Linked DNA regions of Homo sapiens: regions 1, 2 and 3 are each linked to region 4. The links are chromatin loops, found by intact Hi-C in ENCODE. Cell type or tissue: endothelial cell of umbilical vein. All regions are shown on one strand. Each heading gives the region's core, and the rest is flanking DNA. Links, peaks and the distances in the headings are about the cores only. Region 1 overlaps ZNF407 (zinc finger protein 407). Region 2 overlaps TSHZ1 (teashirt zinc finger homeobox 1). Region 3 overlaps TSHZ1 (teashirt zinc finger homeobox 1). Region 4 overlaps TSHZ1 (teashirt zinc finger homeobox 1).

Region 1 (5,457 bases), core at 245-5,244, 220 kb after region 4:
CGAGAGGCCCCTAATTGTGAAGCCCTTACAAGGACTGAACCTGATCATTCACGGAACTGTTGAGTTGATGGGATTCGTGTAGCTGGTTATAAATTGATAATCTAAATTAATTCATTCAAGCAGAAATCGATTTTGTAACTCCTTGAGAGCTTGTAATAATGCTTACCTCCCACTGCTAGCTGCATTCTCTGTTTCATAAAGCTGGTCGGGAACAGCTGGATTCAGGTGACCTGCTAGCTCATTAAATCTGTTACACATGCCTTCTGGTAAATGATATTAAGCTGAAATGTCCTAACGTTGATTTTTTTCTTTAATTTTATGACAGAAATAACCTAATTTGTAACACAAAATAACAATCTCCTTGGATTACTTTGCCTTGCTAAAATATTTTATGCATTTTTCATTTACACAAAGGTAATGGAAAAACACTTAAACTATCTGTTATTTAAACCACAAGAGATATGTTACTGAAAGTCTGATAGCTACAAAAATGATTGTCTCTTCATAGTCTTTACTTTACATCTGTAATAAAAGGCAGACAATTCAATTCATTGGTTAGTAAATAAAGTACGATAGTTTTTATTTTATTTTCTCTGCCTTGCAAGAACTAAAATCAGATTGCTTTTTAAATTCATTTAGAAATAGGACTCATTACTTTCCTTTCCTCTTTCTAATCTAAAATGTCTAATGTCCATTCGGAACCTCACATTTTCTTCATCAGCAGAAGTTGTAACCTAATTCTACATCCCATATTCGAAGAATCACTTTCTGAGCTGCTCTCTGCCTGTGCACAAAGGTTGAATAACGAAATCAGAGCCCTGCCTTTTGTGCATCTGCGACTATTAAACACTTATTGCCGTTCACCTCCTGACTTCATTTCCTTTTTCTAAATACATTTTAAAATAAAAACACATCCAGAATGCCCAAGTAACACAGTTAAAATATGTCCTAAGACTGTAAGTAACCAATCATTTTTACTGCCATAATAAGTGATAAGCGTTTCTCAAATCAAGGAAGGTGACTAACTGAAACCCCAAACTGTCCACCTTAAATGCTCTTATTCACACAGGAGGCCAGAGTCATCATTTTACAGCCTCAAAAGCCACCGCTGTGAAAAACTAAGAAAATGCTTGTTGGCGCCTGCCTCATCTAGTAGGATTTACCTTACGGAAGCTGCCTTCTCTGTTTCATAAAGTCCTGCCTCCGTTTTCAGCGGGCTGATTAACATAAAATCCTACTATTCAATTTGTAAACATTTCAATACTGAACACTATTTGTTTAGTATTAAAACCAAACTTGAGTAGTTTTCTAGATATGATACCTAATGCTGAGTTTATCATGTATTTTGAAAGAATTTACTTTAAAAGCTTCCAAAGACCATGTATTCACATCACAGTGGTTAAAACTGAATTTTAATATATTAAGAATACATGGCCTTATAATCCCAAGCTTCTAACAATTCTAAAAATTCTCAAAGTAAAAATAACAAAACCACTCACTCTGAATGCATATAGATTTCCCTGATCTAACACAAAGTTGTCTAAGGAAAAAAGCAGAGCCAAGCACAAGTCCCTCGGTATCTCTTAAACAAGAAATGGTAGCCTCAGAGCACAGCCGAATGAACTGCCCAGAAAAAGACAGAGGAAGGGCCCAGCATTGTCACCCTCCCTTCTGCCTCTCCCACCAAAGCCTCTTCCAAATGATTTCATTAAAAAAGATTAAGACTTCATTGATAATAATCTAGAAAACAGAAAGAAAAAAGAAATATAACAAATGCACAGTGAGACAGAGCTGACCCAGAGCTACAAACAGCACGGTCAGCAAAATAATTTAGGAAGCGAATAAAATACTATTTTCTGTGAGGATCAGTGTTAAGGTTTCTTTGATAGCCTAATGCTTTTTTTAGAACCTGCCCACTTCACAACTGGTCCACCCACACTGCAACCCAGTGTAGGATCGAATCACCCTCAGCTCGGTTACTGCAGTAGTCTCTGAACCTGTCTCTTGGCTGCCCCTTTTGTGACCCTCTGGCCACTCTCCACACAGCATCCAGAATGCTGTTTACCATGGATGTGGTCTCCTTTAGCCCTAAGGTGCCACGGCTCCTGGCACACTCAAATCGCCCAAGCCAGGCCCTGCCGTTCACACTTGCCCCTGCAGTCACGCAGATCTAGCTCCACTGTCCTTTACATTCCATGAATTTGCAAATATAAGTCAGCCTTCGATAAATATTCAATTAGCAACATATTCAGGATGTGAGTCATTTCAGGGTGTCAAACTGTTTTTTCACACAGGAAGTCAGAGAAAGAAAATACATACATTGAGTAAAGATTTCTAGCCTGCTTAAAATGAATACAGCTGCAGAACCACGGCTTGTCACTTCTCTAACATTTGGACACCATTTCGTCTCCTTGAAATTTCGTTGCTTTTATGTCTAGATAGTTGATAAATCAATAATAAACTTCTTCCACCCTCATCAATTGTAGAAAAAAATCTCAACTCTGTCTTCAAAGTCACTCCCAGAATTCTGTCCACACTGTGCTGTGGCCGCTCACTGCCCACGAGTGCCCTCCCCGGCCCTTTCCATCATCTATTCTTCCTGTCGCTGGGTCCTGAGTGCCGCTGCCGTCTTTTGCATATGGTTTCCTGGTCATAGGACACGTGTCCAAAGTGAACTGCACTGTAATACTCCCTACCGTTTGAGAATCTAAACATGAGCCCTGCTCTCTGCACAGATGGACACACACCAGCAGGGACAGTCCACATTCAGGGTCGAACTGCCTCCCCTTCTGCCACTGGCCTCCTTCCTGACTGTTTGCTTTAAACAAGGATGCAGACTTTCCAGACACAATTTCTCTGGAAATGTTCATTTTCATCACTTCTGTGGCTCTTCCCAGTTATTTCCTCACAGGAAATTTGCATGCTTTTCAGCAAACAGCCCTTTGACACAACCTGGATCTTGATCTTATTTTTTGTAACTTTTTAAGCGGAAATAATGTCAAATTTACAAGTTGCAAGGATGGCACAAAGAACTACTCTCTTATACTTTTATCTCATTGTAAATGTTTTACAGCATTTATCTACTCTTTCTATATATACACATTTTTTTTTTATGAGCCATTTGGGAGTAAGCTGAAGAACTGATGCTCTTTTACTCATGAATACTTGTGAGCTTCCTATGAACAAGGACCTTCTCTTACACAGCCACAGAACAATGCACAAAACTGTGGGATTTAAAAATGATACACTAATATTCTCCAATCTACAGACCTTATTCTAATTTCATTAGATGTTCCAACAATGTGGTTTATAGCAAAACAGATAAAAGAAGAAGAAATTCTGGCGCAGGGTCCAAACCGGACCACAGCATTATGTGGCGTGTCTGTGAATCTCCTTTATTCTGGAATAGTGCACCAGTCTTTGTCTCTCACACTTCAGTCACTTATTAAAATACACGCCAGTCATTTAGAAGAATGTTCCTAAATGAGAGCTTACCTGATTCAAATTGTTTTTCTGCATCTTAAATTACAAAGTATTTTTCCATATCCTATACCCAAAGGAGTGTTCACCATTTGAACCATTTAAAGCCCAGCCCTAAATACAGTTTTCTGACGAGCTTTCCTTAGATTAGGGAACACTGTTAACTATTACTTAATCGCTGCGTATTTTTTTGTTTCTTAACAGTTTAGCTTCAAACATTTTTTAAAACCAACCTTACTGAAGTGTAATTTATAGTCAGTTAATTGGATACACTTCTAAGTGTATAGCTCAATGAGTTTTGACACATCTACTCACCCTTGTAACCACCACCACAAATAAGATATAGAATAATTTCATTACCCTCAGAATTTTCCTGAGGTCCCCTGTCCCAGCCCCAGGAAAACACAGCTCTGGCTTACAACCCTATGGATGAGAACTGCCTGTTGCGGCTCGGGAAATGAGTGGAACTGCAGAGTGCACTCTTCTGTGTCTGCGCTTTTGCTTAGCACACTTTTGAGACTCATCCATAATGTAGTGCATCCATAGTGCCTTCATTTTTATTGCTAATACTCCATGTTACGGATGAATTGTCCATTCATCTGCTGTTGATGGGCACTAGAGTTATTTTTAGCTTTTGACTATAAATAGCTATTATAAACATATAGAACTATCATAAATATTCATATATAAATCTTTGCATGAATATATGCTTTTTGCTTTTATCCCTTTTGGGTAAATTCCTAGGAGTGGAATCGTTGGGTCATATGGTAAGTAAGTATATGTTTAGTTTTACAGGAAATGGCTAAACTGTTTTCCAAATTGGCTGTACCATTTTTACAGTACTACCAGCAATGCCCAACAATTCCAGATGCTCCTCCATGTCCTCACTAATGTTTGGCATTCTTAAGTCTTTTTAATTTCAGTCATCTTAGTGGGTGTGCAGTGGCATGTTATTATAGTTTTAATTTTCACGTTCCTAAAAACTGGCGATGATTAGCATCATTTCATGTGCTTTTTGGCTGCTTAAATATCTTCTTTTGCTTATTTTTTGTTTGAATCTTTGTCTTCTTAAAATTGAAGTGAGAATGTTCACTCTTTTGTGCCCATCCCAAAAATCACTGTGAGACTTCTATGCAAAGGGCCTTGTCACAGTTTTCTGCAAACAACAACACTTGCCTTATTGCAAATAAACAAACTCCAACTGTCCCAGGGGAGACCCCTCACTGTAGTTTTCTCTTCGACAGAAGTCTGAAGGTCCACCTTCCGTGACGCTCACAGCCCTTCTTGATGTCATCCAGCTCTTATCCACGAATCCTCAGCTCACCATGGAAATGCGGATTTCCCCACCTTCAATCTGCCCCATCACACCAGTGATGTTTCAGTTCACTTTGCACTGGTTCTTCTTTCCACCCAGAACACTCTTGTGCCAGGCGGACCCACAACGAGTTCTCTAATTACCTTCAACTCCTTGCTCCTATGTCTCCATCCCAACAAGGCCTACCCAGACCTTCCAATCGACTATGGTAACTGCCTGTCTCCTCCCCACCCAGGGCCATCTCCAGAACTCCCAACCCCCACTATTTTTCTCCACTGTCTTTTCTTTATAGTACTTTATCTTTTAAAAAGGAATGTAATTATTTACTATGCCTTTTGTTCAGTGTCTGTCTCTTTCTGCTAGAATAAATACTCCAGAAGGCCAAGACTCCTCGTTTTGCTCATGAATGTATCGTGGGCACTCAGAACAGCAGCTGGCTTCAGCCTGGATACATCTTCATCCCTCCCCTATGCTACTGCTCTAAGATGCATGACCTCAGTTCTCACTGGCTGTGGCAGTTCCATTGTGAGGAGTGGGGAAGTCCTAAAACCCTGATATCCTTTCAGCTTTCCTGGTGCCATGCGAAGCTGGAGAGTTCAAATTTATACAAGGTTCATGCTAAAAAGTAAGCTTTGGACCTACAAGGTTCATGTAGAAAAGTA
Region 2 (5,457 bases), core at 96-5,095, 66 kb before region 4:
ACTATAGGAAACGGCCTCACGGCTTTCGTCAACCCATCTTTGTGAAAGGGAGTTTCATGGCCACTAATGCAAAGGAAACGTTTAGCTTGACTTGGATCTGCTCAGTTCGGGGAGCCCGTCACTGCTGGCGCACTGCTCTGTGTGCCTCTGCTCCCGGCCACAGGTGCCTGAAGGCTGCTGCACAGGCTAAACCAGCCCTCCCATGGCCCACCCCACAGCAGGCGGCCAACCTGTGTGTGCTAATAAGTGACTTTGTGTTCGTCAGCTTGGGCTACCATATCCACATACCGTATGCGGATATGGCTTGACCAACAGAACTTCCTTTCTCCCAGTCCTGGAGACTGGAAGTCCCAGGTTAAGGTCTGGCAGGGTTTGGTTTCTGGTGAGGGCTCTCCCTGGCTTGAGGATGGCAGCTCTCTCCCTGAATGGCTCTTCCTTCCAGCAGGTGGAAAGAGAGAGCTCTTCCACTTCTTTTAAGGCCACCTCTGTTGGACGACGGCCCTGTGACCGCATTTAATGTTAATTACTTCCTAAAGGCCCCTTCTCCAAATACAGCCACAATGGGAGTCAGGTCTTCCACATATGAATGACGGGGACACAATTCTGTCCTTGGCAGGCTTTCCTCTCAACACTGAAAACACAGAAATGGGAAACTTACTCTCATGCCTCTAGGTGTGTTCAACACTGACCAATCCTCATCCCCTTGCTTGGAGCAGGTGCCCACAAAGGATGAGGGTCCGGAGTCAGGGCTGCGTCTCAGGGCCTGGCCCGGCATCTCACATGGTGATGGCCTCTTCCCACACCATGCTGCACCCTCATGCTCCCAGCAGGCACAGAGCGTTGTCCAGACCACGCTCCAAGACAGTCCATTCTGCACCCGGGAAGTTCCTAGGCTGAGCTACAATGTATCTCATCGCCAATGTGTGTCAGAACAGATTGGACCTCACAGATCCACAGAACGAGAAGGCCCTCCTAAGAAGTCATCTTCCCAGCAAGCCATTTCCTTGCGCAGATGTCCACGGCCCTGTGTGGACTCCAGGGAGTGCGGACGTCGAAGGAGGGGGTCCATAAAGTCCCTGCCCTAGGGACGGGGACTCATGTCCCAGGGAAGAAGCAAAGCAGGGTGATCAGGCAGCCTCTGACCGGGTAGGTGAGGGACACTTTTGGAAGGCAGGGAGCCCCGTGTGGACCAGGGTGAAGGCTGGGCCCCCACAGGTTCGGGCTCTCCCTGCCCGCACCTAGCATGCCCCCCTTCCAGATGCCATCTGGAGGCAACTTCTCACTCCCCACCCGGTTGCACCCATGAGCAGCATGTGGCCCTCTCCCTCGTCTCCAGACCCTCGGTGACCGCTACCCGCTCCCCGTTCTGAGCTGCCGCATCCCCAGGTCTGCCTCCTGCTCTTGCCCGTTCTTACTGCAGCCTCTCTCTGGCCAATCTCACCTTCTCCACAACCCCAGGGCCTGTGCCGACCACAGCCATGAGCACCCCTGCACACCTGCCAGACACAGGCCCATCAGGGAGGACGCCTGTCATGCCACCCCCATGGTGCTTTCAGGGCCTGGCCCCATGTAGGGCCCGTGGAAGGAGCCCCACTGTTCTGCCACAGATCTAATGTGACACGGGTGCTCCACATCACACCTACGTTGTGTGCAAACAAAATGACACCCCACCGCCCTCTCCAGCACCCTCCTCCTCAAAACAACAGCACACTTTCTCCTCCTTCTGAATCTCCAGATTCAGACGTTACCGAATAACCCCAAACGAGAGTATCCGAGGCAGAAAAGCAGCGCCATCCTCAAAGCCTCCTGGTCCTCAGGCCCCGCATCCAAACTGGCCCCCCGCACTGATGACCAGCTGTGGCCAGAGCCTTCCAACGTCCCCAGATGACCTCGCTCCACTCCTGGTCCGTGACATTCTCCCTTCCAGCAGACGCTGTGCTCCCGACAACCCTGAGTGCAAGCCTTTGCTGAAGCTGCGTGTCCCAGGCAGGGCGTCTGGACCCTCACCGCTGCCCCGCCTGTGCCCAGCCCTCTGTGCCCAGCCCGCTCTATCTATCTGGTCCCAGGCAGCCCTTCCCCTGCAGGGGAGTGCCCAGTCTGGATGCCAGCCCTCCCCGACTCTCTGCCTGGTGTGAGCTACTGGGCCCTCCCTCATCCCTCCAGGGAGGCTCAAAGGTCATCTCCTTATGCCACCCTCTCAATCCCCTCACGGAATTCACCACTCCTGGAAGAATCTGGAGCTGTTACCTGTCTGTCCTCCTCATAGAGCTGTGACTTCTTTCACTCAGCTCACACGGCACAGGCTCCTGCGCCTCTGGGTTGAGTATTTTCATCCCATTGCTTCATTTAATCTCACAACCCTTTAAGCTAAGTTATCACTGAAACACCTTTTCCACAGGAAAGAAAACAGAGTCTTGGGGAAGTTGACCGACTTCCCCAAAGTAACACAGGAAACAAATGATGGAAACATGATTTGAAAGCGAGTCACTGACTCCCAGCCCTGGTCTTTCCCCTTTGCCACTATCGGGATCAAGTTATTTTCTTTTGTCTCATTAACATCTAAATGCCAGAGAAGATATGGAGTAAATGTTTTTGAATGAATGAATGACCAAAAGTAACTCTGTATTAAGTATTTAGAACAGCCATTATGTGCCAGACACAGTGTTATAAATGAGAGAATCTCAAAGAAAAAGAGTAAAGGGAGAGAAATGTTAAAACATTGATGCTCTTTAGCCCAATCATTTTATTTTTTGAAGTTAGCCTAAGAAGTTAATATGAAATGCAGAAAAAGCTTCATGCACAAAGATGTCCCTTATACAAGATGTCCTTTTACACACATAAAACTTGCCACGGTCTAAATCTTCAACAATAAGGAGTAGTTACATGAACTAGTGTTTATTCCCAGGATGCAGTATCCTTCAAACATGAGAAAGTATGTTTTAATGACATGGAGAAAATCATTAAATGAAAAAAGCAGAAGACAAAATTATATACACAGTACAAAGAGAAAATCCTTTTCAAAGAATGTTACAGTGTTTTTCTATCTAGATAATAAATACACAAGTTATTTATCATTGAATGAAGTGGTTCTTCACGAATATCTGTATTTTTGAAATCTTCAATATTTTCAGTTCAGCCAACATGGACTAGCCATTGAACACCATTACTGGAATAAATTCGCTAGAAGCAAACTTTCACGGAACGTCTACCAGCCACAGCCACAGCCAGCAGTCAGATCCCGAGAACTGGGGAGCACGGAGAATGGCAGGGCCCAGCCCGGGGCAGGAATGTTGTGAAAGGCTTTATTAATTGTTACTGTGTTTTAATGTTAAAAATGAAAGGGGATTTGGAACCATCAGGGATGCAGATGGTGTCTGGGTTGAGAACATGAGTGAGCTCCTGCCCCGCACTGCCAGAGAGGCTGTCCTGGGCTGCTCTGCCCCAGGTCCCCCAGGTCCCCAACCACAGTGGCCGCCTCCCACCGTCCTCCTGCTCCAGCTCCTCAATTCCACAGCCACTGCAGGGGGTTCTCCATCCAGCCTTCCCATGGGAGGGGCTGCAGTGTCTGACAAACAGGAGGGCCGGCGGCTCACCCACACACAGTTGTCACCATGCTAGGCCTTAGCTGATGGGGTTTGCTCACTGCTGTCCTTGCCCTCTGAACCTTCTGGCATTTATACTTTTATCATATACTCTTCCAGTTTATTGAATCCTGATCATCTTCTATTTTTCAGCTATTTTACTATTCTACTATGTTCTTTTAGCTCATCATATCTATTTTTTTAACTAGCTAAACTTTTCCCCTCTAACTTACAAGAGATGCGAGGAAGCATAAACCTTCAAGACAGCTGGGAGGACGGCCTCCCTTCCACCCCACATCACTGGGCACCATTTCTCACTAGCCCGAACCCGCCCTCCTGACCCCAAGCAGCTCTCCTGTCCCCCTCGAATAAAGCACATCCTCACCATTCTCCCACCACCCCAGGCCAGGGGCCCTGAGGCTGAAGTGCTGGTCAGAGTGGCCTCTTGTCTGAAGCTCTTGTGACCATGGAAGGGAACGGTCTTTGGGACAGCCACAGACTTAGTGGGTGCAAGGGACTCAACGACCCCACAGACGGAGGTGGGCAGGAGGGCGCCCCATGAAAGACTCCATATTAAACCTGTGACTGACTGCCGGCCTCACCTTACCCTCTTCCTCGCATCATTCCAAGACCCTTCGAGGCCTGGCTTAGTTCCAAGGACTCAATAATAATACAAATAATAATAGTAACTGGAGCCACAGCACCACCTCCGGACGACCACCTCCAGCAGCCAGCACTGGAGGACCTGCGCTTCTGATCTCCCCTGTCACAGCTGAGTGGCCAAGGACCCTCCCAAGGCTCAACCAGGCAGCAGCAGGCCAGGCTCCAAGCAGCCTCTGCCTCCCTCCACCCCCGGTCTTTCACGGTGCGCTGAGTCTTCTGGTTCTTCTGCCCCCACAGGCCCCCAACAAGGGCCCGTACCCTTCCAAAACTGGGGAGCAGGCAGAGAGCACCAGATCCCAGGGCCAGAATCACTCAGAAGGACTGAAAATCAACAGAGTTTCATTTAGAGTTTAGGACCTGGGGAGAAGGCGGCCAGGAGTCACGGGACAAAGCCTGAGATAGGAGAAATTCCAACCCAGAACCCAGGTGCCTCCAAACAGGAGCAACCCAGCACCTTGGCCTCCGTACTAGGCAAGGAAGGAGTGCTTGGATTTTGCTACGTCTGTATCAGGGAGGAATGTGCCAAATCACTTTGGGAAGCCAGCCCCCCTCCAACCCACCCCCAGGCTATACCTGTCACACACAGCAAGGTCCACTAATCCACCCTGGATGTGTGCAGGGGTGATCCAAAGGGGTGCTCCCCAGGAGCCTGGGCCTGAAAAGACAGAGTAAACTGGGGTGGGACTGACACCCCAGTGGTTCGCCTCTATGGGGCTTACACTAACGTGGCCATTGCTGTGGTTTCTTTAGTAGAACAGATCCCCCCACCCACCCCCTTAGCGTGGCAGAAGGAGAGAGAGATGGAAGGTACGGATTTGATGTCTGGAGAGCATGGTAGGAGCCCAGGCTCAGATACATACACACAGTGTGACCCGATACACTCACTCGCTCCTTGGGACCTCGGTTTCCCCACTGGAACAACCACTGTCCCCATTGGAACAATGTCTTTTGGGGTTATAGGAAGTATTTATGGCAATGACAGAATCATCACCATCAGTATGTGGCCCAACTGTGTGCTTGTCAGCTGCTGCGGTCTGAATGTTTGTATCCCCGCCCTCGAATTCCTCTGTTGAAATCTAACCCCCCACAGTAATGGCAGAAGGAGGTAGGGCCTTTAGGAGGTCACCAGGAAAGAGCCCTCAAGAACAGCATGAGTGCCCTTATTTTTTAAAAGGCTCCAGAGAGCTGGCTTGCCCCTTCTACCACATGACGA
Region 3 (5,457 bases), core at 148-5,147, 53 kb before region 4:
GAGGAAACTGAGGCACAGAGGTTAAGTGAGGTGCCCCAGGCCATGCCATCAGTAAGACAAGGAGCAGGGGCTTTACCTAGATGGTCCACCCCACAGCCGGGGGTGGACACACAACCTGACACACAATCATAATGCCGCAATGGGCCATCTCTATCAGCAACTGTAAGTGGCATGAGTTTAAAACTGATTCCAATTTCGGAATAGGCTGTTTGCAAAATCAGGTTCTTGTCTACATGAAAGTCAACAAAACTGGTCTTGGGTAGTTCTCCCTAAAAGTTCTGGTCACATGTATCCGCTATGACAGGCTACAGAGGACACTATTTTCAGGACTGCCATTTATGGGATGGCTACAAAGCCCTGTCGGAATCTGTTTCCAGCCACGTCGACTCAGGCTTCATCACAGAGACAGAAGGTAGAACGGTGGCTGCTGGGAGCCAGGGGGGCTGGGAACGAGGGGTACTGTTCAATGGGTACCGAGTTTCAGTTTAGTTTGAGAAGATGAAAAAGTTCTGGGAATGGATGGGGTGGTGATGGCTACACAGCAATGCAAATGTATTTAATGCCACTGAACTGTACGCTTAATAAGAGTTAATATAATTTTATATATCGTATCAATTTTGTACATTTTACTACAATAGAAAAATAAGAGGATCAAAAACGTCTGTTTCCAACCACACCAGCCAGGCTCCCTCTGTGGAGTCAGCTCTGCTCCACCCGACAGCTGCCCCTCGACAAACAGGCTCCAGCATTGCCACCTGCCAGCCTTCAGGGCCCTCCCCCAACTTCCCCCAGCTCATGATTCCCCCACACCCTGCAGCCACTTAATCATAGCACAGGGGAGGTAACCACGGGTCTAGTGATCTGTCTTCCTGCTGGGCCAGGTCTCCTTGAGCACAGAACCACATCGTAGTGGACCTTGGATCCTGGCAGCTAACATGGTGCCTGGAACAAAGTAGCTGTTCCATAACTACAGGCTGGATAGTGAATTACAGAATGAGCAGACGCTGCATGTAATCCAAAGCAAACTGATGCAGATAAATGCACTGAGGCTGTGGCTTTTTTCCATACATGTGATGTCAATTTCCATGTGGCCCAATCACCTGGGAAGGTGAACCCTGCTGTATTAGAGCAGAAATACTTCTTTTATCAATCTCTAGCATAAAATACGTGTTTCAGGAGACTTTTTTAAAAATCGTATTTCCAGTATGCTGGCCACCTAGCCCATGTGGCAGTCAACATGAAGCCTCACTGTCGTCAATCAAACACAGTTCTTCCCAAGTTCTGAAGGCTCTAATGATTTGACTGTGAATAGGAACAACACATCAACTGGAATCATAAAGAGAGGAAAATGGGGTGGAAAAGGGAAAAACAGCCACTCTGAAATCCTGTCTCAGAAGATCCATCTTTCCTGAGTTGTGCCTCCCTTTAAATCAGTAAGAATATCTGTCAGAGACATCGCGCTACACCATTTGGCTGATGTCAAACCTAAATAAACCAGATCAGAAAACCAGCAAATGGCAGGAGGGAAATGAATGGGCACAGAGCAGTCTCACTGTAACTCGCATGGTTTGCTCGCTGATTTTTTGGGGAGGGGGAGGAGGGAAGTCGTGGCAATCACCGCAGTCATTTGCAGTACTAATGTCCAATTCAGCCTCCTTTCATTCCCCTGATTTAGGTGGTCAGAGTGGTTTTGTAGCCGACACGGGGAAGCTGCGCTGTTTAGCAGGCAGTTTAATGGGAAACTGGCAGTCTTATTTCTTTTCTAGATTTGGTTTGTCACTAGGTCTCCATTACATGCCACTCAGCTTTGATGTCTTTGGACAGGACTGATCAAAAGATGTCATTTGACCTACACAGCATGGCAGAAACTTGGAGAAGTCTCATAAAGCGACACTCTGGCTGTAAATAAAATGACATTATTATTTCCTCTCTCCTATCATGTAGAAAAGCCAATTATGGTAATGCACGGCATGTCAATGAAAATACAGCAATCTTTCTGGAGCAGCGACTGCAGGCATCAGTGCTGCAACTCTCCTTCCTGGGAAAATCTGCCCATTGGAAAATGAAGAGGAAGGAGGTGATAGATGTCTTAAAGACGGTTAATAAAACCCTGGACAGCCAAGAAAAGTGCAAGTCAGCAAAACAATTGGAAGTGCAAAATGCAAACTGTTAAGTTTCCAAATTATCTAATAATTTAATCTTTGGTGATTTATATTCTGTCACCAAAACGGCCAGTATCATGTCCTGCATTTCTGAGCATTTGACTGACAGGAAGGGCGATTTATATTGTTAATAACCCCCTTCGAACCCACTTCTTCTTAAGGAAGCTGACTCAGAGGGGAGGGGAAATTCTGACCTTGTCCCTGAGATTCATTTAGAAGTTGCAGTCATGAGGTGTAGTGCTGTCTGCCCTGTGTCGAGGAGACGATGTAAAATGTCATACAGGATACTGTGCTGCTATTGTTTCAGAATGCCCGATTTTATGCATCTCCACTTGTGCAAAACATTCACCATCTTTCTCATACTCAAGCATGTGTCAGAACTGAATATGCATACGAAAGGTCTCTCTTCCTCTTTTCAGAAGCATTTCTTATACCCAGCATCATTTCTGTGAGAAACGGCTATCATTTAACAGTACCTGCTTATTCACTCCATTTAGGAAAGAACTGAACTCCTTCCCTCTCCTTTATCCTCTCTCCTCCTAATGTCTCCTCCTAATTCGAGACACTCGAAGCCTATTGCCCGTGATGTGTTTCAGGACCCACTGGCGCAGCCCCACCACTGTTTACGCTCTGGAAGCAATGAGCAGCGTTCCATCTCCTTGAATCCCATCTCTGGTTCTTATTCCATATGCCAAACCTCTGAAGAAACCCTTACCACTAAGCCCACACACAGTGTGGCTGCCTGACTCCACGGTCTATGGGTGAGATGGGGTCTGTCTGTTCTGTGACTATCCTATGTGTCCAAGATGCAGCATCAACCTGTTTTTGGTTGGCATCATTTCTTCAACTCGGAAAAAGACGGCTTCACACCAGCTTTCGCAGGATTATGAGCAGAGCTGCAATGTAAAATGAGGTTTTCCCCCAGAGGACACATTTTAGTATTTCTGTAATCATGGTGTATATTCATTTTAAGAAAAAATAGAGCCATGCAATTTGTGTCCATTGAAATCAAGGAAATAAAGCAATTTTCAGAGCTACTAAGTCTATAACAGAAATAAAAACTTTTTGGCTATGTCAGAAAATTTTGAAAATGCTCTTAATTGTTTGGGTAAAAGAAATTTCATTATGACAAGTCATTTCTAAGCACACACTGCAACCACATCTTTTTTCCCTGCAATTTAATTTTGGTGCATAATACAGTGCAGATTAAATTTAGAAGCTTCATCACATTTTAGAAACTTTAAATAATATTCTTTATGTCAATACTGCCAGGGGCGTAACAAGATCTGACATTTGTAAGGCTACAAATTGCACTGAACACAGTCCCAGGGAGTCCCCGCCAGGACTCAGCGCCCAGCTCCTGCAGGTGATCTATAGGAGCCCACAACTACAGTTCTTGACTCAGGCACCATCAATTGCAGTCTGCAGGTGGTAGGTGAAAGAAAATTTAAGCTGTTCAATTTTAGTGCCACTTTTTGGCTTTCAAAAGACATCCTTATGTTTCAAGAGAATATAAGACTGTGACCTGTTTTCCTATCCTCTGTTGTGCTTCCTGAGGACTGCATTAATTACTATTACTTCTACATACAAGTTGGATTTCTGTTCATGAATATTCTAGCCAAGGTCTGTAAGGAGCTCACACCCACCCCTCCTCGAATCTCCTGCCTCATTACATGGGGACCTATGTTATCTGCACACGAACTCAATGAAAGGGTACTCTGTGAATTCTTGTTTTTACTTGGAGGCCTAGTATTATCTACAACCTATGATCAATCCACTGCATTGAAGTCAGAGGCTTTCCTCAAAGAGCTACTGTTTGATCTATTCCTAACTTGGAAAGAGAACTCTAGAACAGATGAGTTGACTTCGACAGCTAAGTGTGAGGACAGGGTGAGGCCCTAGCACCGGGCTGCAAGTCTCCTCCCACACCACATGTGTATCATGGGCTGTGGTCTGTCACCCTTCTAGTAAACCTTGTCCAACGGGACAGCATCGATCACTCACCCGGGGATGGGGACCTCTGCGGTCTAGGCTCAGGACACCAAAAAAGGTGAGCAGTGCAGGTCTCTGTGCAGTAATACAATGTTGATACCATTTGCTTTAATTAAGAGTTTCCTCAGGCTAGAAGGCTCGGTTCTTTCCAAAGAACACTTTTGTAAACTGATTCCCAAATCCGACAAGAAAAAAGACGGTGTATTGTTAAGCAATCCTAGAAAAGTGTATTTCAGTAAATATAAGTACTTTATTGCCTTTTAGGTGGGAATTCATGAGATTCGAGTAAGGGGGGGAAATAGTAAATTCATCATCGGACAAGAAAATGACAAAGCATTTCTGCATTTCTGAGCTTGGAAGGGGTCTCGTCTAGAAAGTGAGAGGGAATGAGATGGGGGAGAAGCAGATTTATCCACTGGATGTTTCATTCTCTACCCCAATATTAAATTTTATGTGGGGAATCTAGGAGTTTAAAAGCTTCACATTTTTGCGTAATAAAAAAGAAATACAATATCCTGTTGCTATGCACAGTGACACTTTATGCAGCAAAGAAAACCATTCTCCTTAGCTATTCTTTGAAATACGACCTACGACGTCATTTAATTTTTGAAAACCCTAAGGTCATGTAACACACTTTCTCTGTCATTTGTAAGTACATTAACTCAGCGGCCATACGACAGTGAAATTATGATAATGGGTTGCTAAAATGGGTCAGGCAGGCATCGCATTTCATGTTAGCTTCAAACAACCATCAGGACGCAGCCCAAATCAAATATGACAGTAGAAAAGCACAGTTTACTTTTCTTAAAGTGTTTCTACTTACTCAAGCACACATACATGACGAGCCAAAGGAATCCCACCTCAGTGAACTACAAGAAAACATTCCACTCAAAGACAAATTTCTCTTAAAAGTCTTTTTTCTTTTTTTGCTTTAAAACTCACAGATGTCGAGATAAAAGGGAAAGAAGAGGTCAAAGTGGGCTGCTTTCCAAAACATTTCTCTACCACGGTCCAAGATTTGAACAAGTGGGATCACATTCTGCATGTAAAATTGCTCTATGAAATTAAAATATTTTAAAACAGAAGCATATTTAACGTACCAATTTAAGCCAAAAAATCTCTCTTAATAACACTTGTTTTGTGCTGAACTCTTGTGAGAAGTGAGAAGAAACAGAAAGTAGAAATTTATTTTAGCTGTGGATAGTACATCTTTGCCTAAAGCGTAATTGAGTAAAAAATGCCTAGAATTCATAACTAGAAATGTTTGTCTCCTCAATGTCAAAAAATTCCTTCTAAAATAACA
Region 4 (5,457 bases), core at 190-5,189:
AATTAACCTTTCCCCTGGCCCTCCTCCTCGGTGAGTCTGGCGTTTGGCTGGAGTGAAAATGCACAGGCAGAAACAGGAGTGGGTCCCGGCCCAGTGGACCATGCCTTTCCAGAAGCTCCCCAAGCCAATACCATCCTGACCCCAACACTTCCTCCTTCCCACCCAGGCCCTCCTCCCTGCTCTCTGTTGAAACGTAAGCCTCACTGGTGGGCACCACCCTGGGCGACTGTCTTGGTTCAACTCCATCACCAATATGCTTTCAAAAGCAGCCACAAAAAATAGCTCACACATTCTGCACCCATATGCAGCCATCCAACGACCAGAATAGGGCAAAGTGATTTCTAAAATACTACTTCTGACCTAAGACAACACAAAACCTCTTATAACCAAGGGTATGATAAGTCTTAGGGAGAAAATGGTCTTACAGTGAAACAGTTTTCGTTATCGGCCTGTATAGATACTACAGAAACTTTCTGGAATGTATTCCCCTCCCCAATACATTAACATAAAATCTCTAACTTCCTACCCAGATCCAGTTTCACTTCTATTTGGCCTAGAAGAGCTCATCACAAATTACCCCACCACTGTAAACATCACAAGCACCGCAACAGGAAATACACAATATCACCATTTTTTTAAAGAGTAATTTTGAAGTATACTACACAACTAGATGTTTTTAAATACATTAACATAATATTAACATAATAAGCAATGAAAGAAAATTATCCATTGTTTGCTAACAGTTATGCTAAAGAGATGCAGTGAGTAGGAAATAAGACATGCCTACAATTAAAAAAAAGATATTTCGGTCTTCATTCAAAACTGTTTCTTACTATTTTCATCCCCCTGTATGAATAAATAATAATTAACAAAATTAAACTTAAATATTCAGAAAGCATACGCAGGCGGCGCCTAAATCTCTTAGTGAATGAATGAATGAATAAAACTGACCAGCCCCCCTCCCCTTCCAACCCTCCCCCACCACACACCCACAAACACAAACACACAGACACACATACACAGAGTATAAGCACAGAGACTCCAGCACACACACTCCCAGCAGAACAGGGCAGCCTTAAGTAGCTGACAAAATACTAACAAAGGAACACATGTAAATACATGCTACGGCCCCTCCCCGTGGGATTACAACCTGTGTGTGCAGGGTGGTAGGAGGGCGGCCATTACAGTGGCACCACTAAGACAAATTGTTTATCCAGACACTACATGTTTTCACAGAATATTTCCTGTTCATCTTATTTATAAAAGCAGTTTACCTCTGAAATCTACTTACTCATCCAATCAACATCATTTAATATTTTGCAATGATATTGCAGTTGGAAGTTCATCATTTAGCCTTCCTGGGAGGAAAAGGTGCCATTTTAGGATCAAGCATTTTCCCTCCTCTGTTCAACTGAGAGCTACAACTGGGGTGTTGAATCTAAACATCCATTTCTACAGCTTGACAAAATTTGAGATATCCACCGTTTAAGCTTTTTCTCAATATCAGTTTTCTTTGTGTGTGTGTGCCAGGGTGGAATTTCAGGCCTACCAGGGCCTGAGATGTTCACCATCTTGAGAGAGGCACACTCCTGTGATTTCACAGGTATAATTCTTACCCAGACACAGACTTGCCCTGCCCTAGTCCACATATTTACAGATGGCATGAGAATCACTGGAGACGGCCCGGTGTGCTCCCAGCCAGCGACATTCTCTGGTACAGATCTATTCTGCATACACCTGAAAAGACTGATTTTTAATAACTTTTTATTTCAGGCCTGTCCCTCCCTTTCACTTAAAACAGCATGTCTAAGTCACAGCAACTATAACCATGAGGGTCTTCAGCATTGAAGAAATAAAAATACATAACAGCTGAGTGGTTGGTTTTCTGTCTTGGCTTGATTGCACAGTTCAAAGCCAGGATTACGGAGGTCATTAAGCAGCATTGTCTCGGTGACATGATTAGTCAGGTAGCAAAGTCCATTTGTCACCTGCACCAGCAAATTGAGTTAATACTGCACTACAGGCTATGGGGACTGTATAATATCAACGTGATTACATCAAGCGGGATGCAAACTTGACAGCTCACTGAATTTGTCCGCATTAATCGTTACGCCTGTCACAAATCCATCAGGTTTACAGATAATTAGGGGCCTGTTAATGAAGCTGGCTAAACAACCTTACCTTTTTTGATAATTAAGAAGCCGCTTCATTACGAAGGGACCATTTCCTCTGAGCAGTATTTCTTTATTTTTTTTACATAAGGAGGATTCATTTGGATAATTTTCCCTTCCTCTCTCATCACTGTGAAGTATTGCTATTCTACATCTGTCATCCACCAACTTCCTGGCTACCAAACAATCAATTATTTGACACTAAGATACTCTCAAGAAAAACTCATCAGTTACGGATGGAACAGTGAGGCAGGCCAACATGCAGCTTTAAGAAAAAAACAGTCAGGATGTTATAATAAAAACACTTTGGAAAATCGCTTGACTCACATATGTATATCATTGCCCTCTTTCTTTTCCAGAAAATGAACAAATAATATTTGCTACCAATGCATTGTGGCTACTTTAAGAGGGAATCTGACTGGCTTCTGCAGAGATTATAAACATCGACGGCTCCTTATTAAACGCTTAAGATGAAGGAAATCAGGATTTTCTCACCTAGCCCATTACAAATATAGGAAGGACTTATGCCAATGTAAATATTAGTGAAAATAAGCAAGTGTGAACCAACGTGTGTTAATGGAAGTAATTCCAGATGAAAGCAAACAGCCTTATTTTGCTAGGAATCCACGTTAATGCTTTTTATGAGTGAGGGGGGAAGAGCTAAACAATGGCTCATCTAATGAACACAAGAATCCCACAGGTTTGGAATCAAAGTAGAGATAATAAACCCTGTAATTAAACTTACACAGAACCTTCTAGTATGGAATCTATTTTTGAAATCTCACTTCAAAACACAGGACACTTGGAACATGTGCTGTCTCAATTTCCTCTCAACTAAAATATATTTTGGCTCCATTTTTTAGGGTTTTTTCCCTCTCAAGTTCCTGTACAGCAGATGACTCAGTCATCAACTCTTCATAGCCATCACTTTGCAGCATTTTGATTAAGTATGCCAAATGTCGTGTAGAGGAAAGAATGGAAACACTAAGCCTGCCAACTTTTGATTGACCATTAAAGCCAATGATATATGTGCCTGTCAAAAGACAGACAATTAAATCAATATTGGAAAAAAGTCGCCTTGACGGCTTGTTTTTATGTAAGAGCTGCCAGGATGGATTACCATGCACCATCATGCCCTTGTCAACTTTCAAACCTTTTATTTAAAAAAAAAAAAAATGTGGTATTTAAAGTTGCAGTACCTCATTCCCTCAGCATTTTGTTTGTCCTTGGAAATATTCACCGCAATTTTAACTGCAAAAGTTCTTAAGAGTACAGGAGTAGTTTTCTGAACACAACTTTTTATTGTACATTCTGTCATTTAAAAAAAAATCCCTCTAACTGTGAAAATGTAAAGACCTCTTGTTTCTAGCATGAGCAAGTGGCGAATATCTTGAGACACTGAGCTATATTATTTGGGGGCTACCAGTGGCATAGATACTCTCTTTGAAAGGTTTCTTCCTCCATTACTCAAAGTTATTCCAAAATAAATATTCTCCATTCTGTTCCTTTTATGTTGTGAATACTCAGCATAAGGTAATCTCCTTCAACTCTTTGAGAGCATCTCTATCAGTGATCTAATGGAAATGATGAGGTTATTTTACTGAACCATTCATAAACGTAGATACTATTCCCAAATTTTTTTAGTAGCAGTAATCTCTGCTTTAAGTGCTTCCCCAGAAAAAGCACGTATAAAGACTTGAACACGTGCACATTACTGAATGTGATACTCAAACTTATTCAGATTCTATTCTGTACTGCAACAGCTAAAGAGTCGCTCATGTTTAAACATAAAACACTCCTTCTAATATTTTTACCCTAAGAGCTTGGAGAGAGTTGATTTACTCTATTATTTAGCGATAACTCACTGGCATATGGGTTGCATTCTCAGCCCCACAAACGCAATGTCCAAAACTGAGACAAGACTTGAGCAGGCAGCAGAATCACTGGGCTATTTTCAAACCTGTGCTCAAAAACGCACGGCAGCTGACCCACCCCAGGTTTAGCAATGGATTAGTAGGTGAGCTGAGTTAAGGGATGCTGCAGCTGTAAAACTTCTGAGACAAAATTAAAATGGAGCAGCAAAAGGGGGAGCGAGAGAGAAAAGTTGCCCTGATAGTGGCGGAGCTGTCAGGAGCATGTGTGTTTCCATGGTGAGTGATTTATTGATGTTTATCAGGAATGAATAGATCAAAGGCTGCCAGATGACAGGCGATCAATCACACATCAAATCAAGGATGGCAATCCTCTAATAAAACAGAAAACAAGGAAAACCAGCTCCTGCCAGTTCCTCCTCCAGAGAAAAATAACTTTTCTGTTCAATCAGAGTCTGCACTATCACTGCCTTGTGCTGGCCTGATCAAAAGACATCTTTAGAGGTAATAAAAAAAAAGTGGGGGCGGGGGGCCTCTTGCACAGGACATTAAAGGCTGCTGTTTTCCAGAGAAATCTTCTGAACACATTCTTTGCGTCCCAGCCTGGTGACCTTGTTTTCAAGTGTCAGGTTCAGCCTCCCCGCCTTTGGAGGACTTTTCCAGTGCGCTCCGGCAGCCAAGGAGCAACTACTTCCCCTCAGCGCACGCCCCCTCCTGAGGTAGCCAGAAGCACCCGCCGTCCCGCGGCCCCCGGCCTCCCCCGGCCATCCGGGCTTCCCGCAGCGCAGAGAAGCACCGCGAACTTTCTCTGCTCCACGCGCCGGCCCAGGTTGGGGGTGTGGGGGAGGACGGCGACCGCAGCCTCCAGACGACTGTGGCCAGCGCAGGCTGGGCCTCCCCTCCCCAGCTTGGGGCGGCCCGCGGCCCACGTCCCGCACCTCGGCCCGCGAAGCCCCCTCCTCCTGCTCCTCCCGGCGCCCACTCCCCGCGGCGCGGGCCGCGCGCCCGTTACCTGCCGAGCGCCGGGGGGCCTGCTGCTTCCTCCTCGGCATGCTGCTCGGCCGCCGCAGCCGTCGCCTCAGCCGCCGCCGGAGTTCGCGGGGCGCGGGGACGCGGGGCCCCGGGCGCGGGCGCAACTCCGCGGCGCGCCCAACTTTGGCCTCGTCCCCGCGGGCTCCGGGCTCCGGGCGCGCCGCGGACCGCGGGGAGCCGCTCGCATGGACCGCCGCGCCCGGGGCCGCTCAGGAGGCGGCGGCGGCGGCCGCGCGGCCCGCTTCCCGGCGCCGGGCTGCGGGCGGAGCGCGCGGGGCCTGGGCGCCGAGCCCGGAGTCATCCCCGGCGCGGGCCGCGGGCGCAGCAGCGGGCGCTCGGCGGGCCGGCCCGCGGCCCGCGCTCCATGCTGCCGCCTCCCCGCC

What was found. Peaks named below come from ENCODE experiments on the same cell type or tissue, not always from the same donor. Only the 100,000 strongest peaks of a DNase experiment are listed, where the experiment ranks them.
Region 1: a loop joins it to region 4, with 3 times the contacts of the local background. A loop is called at or near these places in 7 of 110 quality-filtered maps.
Region 2: it touches region 4 in a loop (4-fold over the local background); 3 of 110 quality-filtered maps call a loop at or near these places.
Region 3: it touches region 4 in a loop (2.2-fold over the local background); 15 of 110 quality-filtered maps call a loop at or near these places.

The regions. Positions count from the first base shown.
Region 1 is chr18:74,991,897-74,997,353 of GRCh38, reverse strand. The region is part of intron 8 of ZNF407 (zinc finger protein 407); the gene reads right to left. Among named protein-coding and RNA genes, the nearest start is that of PTGR3, 210 kb to the left of the region's middle. RefSeq lists enhancers at 1,606-2,105, 2,106-2,607. In endothelial cell of umbilical vein, for the core only: no CTCF peak of the experiment used is centred there; a DNase peak (open chromatin) is centred at 2,153; H3K27ac peaks cover 2,192 bases.
Region 2 is chr18:75,277,605-75,283,061 of GRCh38, reverse strand. The region is part of intron 1 of TSHZ1 (teashirt zinc finger homeobox 1); the gene reads right to left. Among named protein-coding and RNA genes, the nearest start is that of TSHZ1, 70 kb to the right of the region's middle. RefSeq lists an enhancer at 3,531-4,032. In endothelial cell of umbilical vein, for the core only: no CTCF peak of the experiment used is centred there; a DNase peak (open chromatin) is centred at 2,441; H3K4me3 peaks cover 492 bases; H3K27ac peaks cover 1,328 bases.
Region 3 is chr18:75,264,802-75,270,258 of GRCh38, reverse strand. All of the region lies in intron 1 of TSHZ1 (teashirt zinc finger homeobox 1), which reads right to left. Among named protein-coding and RNA genes, the nearest start is that of TSHZ1, 57 kb to the right of the region's middle. In endothelial cell of umbilical vein, for the core only: no CTCF peak of the experiment used is centred there; a DNase peak (open chromatin) is centred at 2,388.
Region 4 is chr18:75,211,514-75,216,970 of GRCh38, reverse strand. TSHZ1 (teashirt zinc finger homeobox 1) reads right to left here. Exons shown (of 2, transcript NM_001308210.2): 1 at 5,055-5,457. The coding sequence starts at 5,094. Among named protein-coding and RNA genes, the nearest start is that of TSHZ1, 3.4 kb to the right of the region's middle. RefSeq lists a silencer at 4,861-5,180. In endothelial cell of umbilical vein, for the core only: no CTCF peak of the experiment used is centred there; DNase peaks (open chromatin) are centred at 3,150, 4,370 and 4,570; H3K4me3 peaks cover 1,139 bases; H3K27ac peaks cover 556 bases.